Regions from separate parts of the Mus musculus genome. Here region 2 is linked to region 1. The links are chromatin contacts, found by Hi-C or POLR2A ChIA-PET in ENCODE. All regions are on one chromosome and are shown on one strand. The core of a region is the stretch at or near the end of the contact, and the rest is flanking DNA. Distances in the headings are between cores, read along the strand shown. Region 1 holds the start of 4930527F14Rik (RIKEN cDNA 4930527F14 gene). Region 2 overlaps Fermt2 (fermitin family member 2).

Region 1 (3,516 bases), core at 338-2,837:
TCATCATCATCAGTTGCAGACGCTTGAGCCCAGCCTGGTCTACCAATGGGAAACGTCCCAGTCCCAGAGTTGCTTCTACGGGGTTAACTCACGGGGAATTTTCATGCCAGCTTATGTCAATGAGTGATTACTGCTATGAGTATCCTATTTCCAGAAAGCTGGTCAATTTCAAGGTTGATTGCATGGCCCCAGTTCCAGCAACTGCACTCTGGTTTGGTCAGGTCAAACAAGGGCTTGCCATAAACATTGCTTCACCACCTCAAACTTGTTCCCGTATTTCCTCCGATGGGAAGTAAGTACCTATGTCCAGCCTCTGTAATGCCACTTTACAACTTGCTTTCCTGGTAAGGTACTTTCTGTGACCCCCCCCCCCCTCCTCGTGCCTGGGATAAAAGTCTTCCTTCCTTCCTTTTTTTTTTTTTAAGATTTATTTATTTATTATATGTAAGTACACTGTAGCTGTCTTCAGACACTCCAGAAGAGGGAGTCAGATCTTGTTACAGATGGTTGTGAGCCACCATGTGGTTGCTGGGATTTGAACTTCAGACCTTCGGAAGAGCAGTCGGGTGCTCTTACCCACTGAGCCATCTCACCAGCCCCCTTCCTTTTTTTTAAAATACCAATTATAGTGGCTTTTAGGCAATTCGTGATTACTCTATTAACTATGTCTGTGGGGTAGGGAAGAAGTTGATTCAATAGTGCCAAAATGGTGGTAAGGAGATAGAGATATGAGGGCATAGACAGAGCCATAAATGTCTCTGGGAAGTTTGACTGGGAAGGAGAGGATGGCTGCAAGGAATGGGAAAGGGCGGGGCATTCTGAGCCATCCTCCCCTCTTCCCCCTCTTCCCCCCCCACCCCGCTTCCCCCTCTTCCCCCCCCCCCCCGCTTCCCCCTCTTCCCCCTCCCCTCCCCCTCCCCCCTCTCCCCTACCCCAGACCTGGCCCAAGAGGGAGGGAGGAGCTGAGCATAGTACATGCTGTGAGGGAAGGATCACCATGTCCAGAAGAGACTCGGGAGTCCCTGAAAAAGAGTCCAGAGTTCACAAATAGAGACCAGGAGGGCACGGGATGCAGCTCCAGGTGGACCAGCTTCTAATGGAGATCTGGGTGCCTCTGCACTGCAATCCTCTTAGGGGCTTGAAAGAGAGTTGGTAGAGCAAGGCAAGCGGGCTACTTCCTGAAGGCTTCGGCTTCAGTGAAGCACAGAAGTCATTCGAGGAGAAGCATTTAGGCTGTGTGGACAGGGGGCCAAGGTTGACTACTGAAGGGCAGTGAGGGGAGGGGTTACAGACCCATACCTATGAGGACATTAAGGCAGTACACAGCTTGTTTACAGCACAACATCAGAAGCAGCACATTATTGAATATTCATGTGGCTGGAGAAATGCATCAATATTTATCTGTGATGTTTATGTTCTTGGATCTAATGGCCCTCTAAGAGAGTTTAAGTTTCTTGGAAGCATAGACCCAAGGCAAGGTACACAGCCGGGGGGTTCTTTTACTTACCCTCTTTCGATCTTTTATTCATGCAGTAAATATTTATGGAGTATTAGCCATGTGCTGGGCACTGTACTCAGTTGGAGTGTGGCTATGAAGAGCCGTGCCTGTGGGATAGAGGGAGATGCCTTTCTTCTAGGAGCTCAGATTCTGGGTTCAGAGGTGAGCAAACAAACAAAGGCATGGTGACTGCATGGTCGTCTAGGACAACAGAAGCAGGTGGGGAAACACAAGGTGAACAGACAGGAAGGACCTGCGGCTCCTACTGAGTGTGCTGCCGTAGAGCCTTCCAGAGCTGACTCACACATAGCCAGAGAGGATCCAGGAAAGCCTGCAGGCAAAGGGATGGTGTGTGGTAAGACAGAAAGGCAAGGAAGCTTGCGCGATGTGACACAGACAGCAAGAGATCAGGAGGTCAGTTCAGGCTGGATCACGTGAGGCTTTTCAATGATGGCTGTCATCTGAAGCACGCAGAAGGCGGTTACTGTGAGAGTTACGGATTGGGAGGATTGTTCTGGGGACTGGGTAGGAAGTAAACTGGAGGGACATTGGAGAAAGCACATTGGAGGCTACTGAGTGCACGATCTCGATGAGATGACCTGACCATAGCTTAAACTATAGAGGGACGGTGGGGATGGAAAATGGAGGCTCAATTTGTAATCTACTCCAGACACAGACTAGCAGAACTCAGCGTTAAGTGGGTCACTGTAGAAGGGCAGAAAACGAAAGCAGAAGACCAAGCTTGCCTCCTCATTTTTAAGTTACACAACAGAGTCGAAGGTACCATTTGATGATACGAATGATACAGACATTGGTGAAGAAGTCCAGAGTCTCACCCTGAACAGAGCACTCTGAAATGTTTCCCGTGGGTCTGAGATTCTGCAGCATCAAGAGCGGGTCTAGACAAGAAACCTGGGGCTCAGCAGAATGGCCATCTTCAGCCTCTAAACAAGAAAATCATCTAGAGAGAGAATTTTAAAGAAGAAGATGGCACAAAAAAAAGAACCTGGAGCTGGGTATGGTGATGAGCACACCTTTAATCCCAGCACTTGAGAGGCAGAGGCAGGAGGATCTTTCTGAGTTTGAGGCCAGCCTAGTCTGCTGCCTACACCAAGGTGGAGGTACCGGGTGATATGAGAAACAGTTTGAGTGGGATGGTCAAAGCAATTGTCAAAGGTGAAAGCCTTCTATTGTAACCCCTTGTAGTTCTTAGCTAAGACTATAAAGACTATCAGAAGCAAAAAGCAGGATTATTAACACCACACTTAGTGAGCATCACACAGAAGCCTCCTGAAACACCTCCAGGCAGAGCCTCAGAGCTCTGGCTTATACAACAACTTCCAGCAAGATCAAGAAATTAGAGTGGGGTGGTGGCATATACTTGTAATGCCAGCCTGCAGACATAGGAGGATAGCGTGTGTTACCCAAGGGACAAAGGCAGAAGGGTTTTGAGTTAGAGACCAGCTACATAGACAGATCTTTTCTAAACAAACAAACAAACAAACAAACAAACAAGCACTAGGGGTCAAGAGATGGTTCAGCAATTAAAAGCACTGGCTGCTCTTCCAGATGACCCATGTTTGAATTCTAGTATCTACAAAGTGGCTCATAACTGTCTTAACTCCAGTCTTAGGGTACCCGATGCCCTCTTTTGGCTTTCATGGGCACTAGTTACACACACAGTGCACAGATATACATGCAGGTAAAACACACACAAAATAGAATGAGGGCTGGGAATATGTCTCGGTGGTAGAACACCATTGAGTAGAATGCTACTGTTCAGGACACCTGGTTCAATCTCCAGCACCTGCCAAAAAGAAACAGCAGAGACATGGAATCACAGAGGAGAACAATTCTAGGCTCCAAGGGTCTGAAATGGTGGGAAGAAAATGAATGAATAAAATGTATTTTCACACCCTTCTGTTTCCAATGTAGAGCTGTCACCTGGCCGGGAGAATTTGTATCCCTTTGTGTCCTGTCTCAGGAGAAAGGGGGAGCAGATGGAGCCTTTCTTCTGC
Region 2 (3,516 bases), core at 748-3,247, 37 kb after region 1:
GCCAGAGTGTCCACTGTTTAAACGTGTGCTACAGGCTCCACAATCCCTCTTCTATCCACCCCCCATCACCAATTTCCTTTTTATAGTATGTGTATGTGCATGCATACACATGTACATCAGGTGTGTCCACATGCATACGTGTGCTAGATGTTGTATGCATGCCAGACGTTGATGCCATGTGTCTTCTTCCGTTACTTTTTTCTGAGACAGGATTTCTATGCTCGCTAACGTAATGTCAACTTTTGACACAAGCTAGAGTCGTTGGAGAGGGAACCTCAGTTGAGAAAATGGCTTCCTAAAGTCAGGGTGCAAACAATCCTGGAAGGTATCTTCTTAATCAGTGATTGTGGAGGGCCCAGCCCACCGTGGGTGGGGCCATCCCTGAGCTGGTGGTCTTGGGTTCTATAAGAAAGCAGGCTGAGCAAGCTATGGGGAGCAAGCTACTAAACAGTACCTTTTATGGCTTCTGTCTGTGTCGGCTCCTCCCTTCAGGTCCTGTCCTTTTTTAGTTCCTGTCCTGACTTCCTTTGGTGATGGGCTATAGATATGGAAGCATAAGCCAAATAAGCCCTTTCCTCCCCAACTTGCTTTTGGTTATGGTGTTTCATCATAGCAGTAATAACCCTAACTAAGACAGTCTCTGCGTAGCCCTAGCTCTCCTGAAATGGGGCTTGCATGTAGGCCCTAAGTCCCAGGAATAAATGTGTGCACAGCAGCACTGTTATTCTTCATCTTCTTTTCCTAGACACTTTCTCACTGAACCAGTAGTTTTTTGACTCCAGCACGAGTGGCTGGCCAGGGAGCTCCAGGGATCTGTTTCTTTCCCCACAATCCCAACATTAGCTTTCTGCCTTGGTCCTCCTCTCCCTCTGAGGGTTAGGGATCTAAGCTAATGTGGATGAAACACATTAGGCTCTCTAGACTAGCATTGCCTTGGGCAATCTATCATATGCTGGGTGAACAGAATCCTCATGGGATTTCCAGTCCCTGTGTCGCAAGTCGATCTTGTGCATGTTTATCCTTGCAAGCAGGCTGCTGCTGCTGCTGCTGCTTCCTGGAAGAACCAAAAGACTTGGCCTTGGCTGGAAGTCAGGCTTTAAAGAGAAACAGCAGCAAGCCACTTGTGGTTTATAAGCGTGCTGGCTGGTTGTATTTTCAGGCTACTGTGTGTGTGAGCCGTGTCTCTTTCAGACCTCATCACAAAGTGCTGTGTGTGTCTGATGGGAAACAGGAAACAAGGAAAGGGGGCATCAAGGAAGGTCCTGGGTTTGAAGTTTGTTTAATGAAAGTTGAGGGGTTTGTGGTGAAGGGGTTCTGCCTTTGTTGTTGCTTTTAAGGAGACTGGGTTTATTTAGACCCATTTTCAGGGTACAGTCCATCAAGGTGTACATGGAAAGATGAGACTTCATTGCAGAGTTATCTGCAGGGCCTTCTGGAGAGTGTTCACAGAGTCCAGACACGCAGGGCCGCAGAGTGTCTGTCAGGATGGTGCTGATGTTGAGTGTGGCCTGTGCCTCAGGAGTCCTTCTGAACAAGGAAATCTGTTAGCTCCTGGGAGCACTGTGAAGCCAGCGGGTGGTGCATTAGGCCCCTTGTACTTTACCAGCTCTAGTTTTACATTTTATTTGGGGTGGTTTGCCTTTCCTTTTCTTTTGTACTTCAAAAATGCAAATTTTTTTTGTCCACTTGTAACTTTTGTGGTCTGGAACAAGTTGTCTCTGTCAAAAATTATGGGTAGTTTTAATTTCAGCTTGCTCCTCAGGCCTCTGTGTTCAGCACTTCCTTCTGGACCACATTTCATGTGAGCCCTTTGTTAGGGCTTAAGGCGCCGCTTCTGCTCTGCCTCCCCTGGCAGGCAGCTGCTTTTCACATCAGTTAGCATTTATTTCAGTCTGGGAGCAGGTGATGAGGAACCGCTCCCACTCACCTTCAGCTGTGTGGGCAGATTCCTAACGTGCCGGCAGCTTCTTTCACTAAAGCACAGGGACTTCTGTGCCTGAGTACTTGGCCCTAGGCCACTAGAGAGGTGGCCAGGAAGGGCTAGGCATTTAATGACCCCCACACAGTGTTCAACCCAGGAAATCGCCTTTCTTTTTCTTGTAGCATCAACTCTGTAGAAAGGACTGCGGTTGTCACATCTGCTACTGAGTTAAATGACCTTGTCTCTCTCTTCCTAACTGCTTCACACTCCCTCTCCTGTGCTCCTCCTGGGATTCCCGACCCTTCACCCCCTCTCTACAAGTAAGCCACTCAGTTTATCTCAGTTATTTTGGGGGCAACCCAAATCTGGATTTTTGGATTCAGGGTAGCTTTAAATTTTACTTATTGAGTTGGCTGGCTGGCTGGCTGGTTTTTTTGTTTGGTTTGGTTTGAAGATGGGGTTTCTCCCTGAGTATGCTGTCTTGGAACGGAACTCTCACTGTAGACCGGGCTGTCCTCAAACTCAGAATTCGGCCTGCTTCTGCCTCACAAGTGCTAGGATGGAAGTGTTTGCCACTGTTGAGCCATTTCTTCCGTCCTCAGAGTGACTTTATTACAGACCTTGCCCACCTTTCTTTCTCTCACAGGGAATTCGTGACTTCCTTTCCTTCATGGGGATATTGTCACTAGAGTCAGGAGTGCCTGGGTAGAGGTGTGAGGAGAAAGGGTTGTGAATCTACCTACAGCCTCAGCCTCTCTTGAGCATCTTAATCTCTGTTCCTAAAGAGAAGAGTAACAGGTGTGACCAGCTTCTCTCTATAAACCCAGCTGCAGCTGTCCACTGTAAACTAATCCAGAACTAAGTACTTCCAAAAGCTGTCAAATTCAGTGCTGGAAAATAATTAAGATGTGAACAGTACACGCATAACCCAGCAGCTGCAGAATGCCGGTCCCACGTGTGTTTGTAGGTGAGCTCCCAACACCATGATTGATACAGTTTGGTAAGAAAGTAACTTGGAGAGTCACCTTTGCTTCACATAACAGTTATCAATGTCATAAACAGAGACTGTGACTCCACTGCTAAGAAGTCTAACTGGGTTCTCAGCAAGGGGACAGAAGCCGGGCTACACAGCTATGTCCTTCCCCGTAGATCAGTTCTGCTGGCCGCTAACAAGAGCTCCTCCGAGTGCCCAAGTTCTTATTTCAAGAATGTTGTTCTTAACAGTTTCTTTGCTGCTGTTGGTGTGAGTTCTCTTTTGTTTGGCTCTTTCATTCCTAAGTCATTTCTCCCTTTTCATTGAGAACAGGTCTCTATCAGTTTGGCCGGTAGGGTATTTTCTTGATTGATGGTTGATGGGCCCCCCTCACTGAGGGTGGAGCTAACTGCTGCCTGGGCAGAGGGTCCTGACTTGTACAAGAACGCAGAGTGAGCAAGCCAGTGAGCAGCATGCTTCCGTGCCATCTGCTTTATAGATCCTGCCTCCAGGTTCCTGTCTTGACTTCCCTCAGTGATGGAGTGTGATCTGAGAGCTGTAAGCTGAAATAAACCCTTTCTTCCTCAGTCACTTTGGTCATGTTGTTTATCTTACACAGCAG

What was found. Hi-C counts contacts between places; a loop is a spot of excess contacts on that map. ChIA-PET counts read pairs that join two places held with the same protein, here RNA polymerase II (POLR2A).
Region 2: POLR2A ChIA-PET joins it to region 1 with 10 read pairs in embryonic stem cell. The contact joins the enhancer-like site here to the promoter of 4930527F14Rik in region 1. A Hi-C loop is called at or near these places in 1 of 37 maps with a recorded cell type or tissue (heart). POLR2A ChIA-PET finds 5 or more read pairs at or near these places in 3 of 5 experiments (Patski and embryonic stem cell).

Annotation. Positions count from the first base shown.
Region 1 is chr14:45,541,781-45,545,296 of GRCm38, reverse strand. 4930527F14Rik (RIKEN cDNA 4930527F14 gene) reads right to left here and starts at 1,587. Exons shown (of 7, transcript NR_045809.1): 1 at 1,508-1,587; 2 at 940-1,022. Gm41144 (a long non-coding RNA gene) reads left to right here and starts at 1,898. Exons shown (of 4, transcript XR_003951187.1): 1 at 1,898-1,912; 2 at 3,434-3,516.
Region 2 is chr14:45,505,617-45,509,132 of GRCm38, reverse strand. The region is part of intron 2 of Fermt2 (fermitin family member 2); the gene reads left to right. Among named protein-coding and RNA genes, the nearest start is that of Fermt2, 23 kb to the left of the region's middle. Within about 2 kb of position 1,997, at least 2 of the 3 ENCODE cell types and tissues checked have a DNase peak (open chromatin) inside an H3K27ac peak, as active enhancers do; they include heart, where a contact is called at or near this core.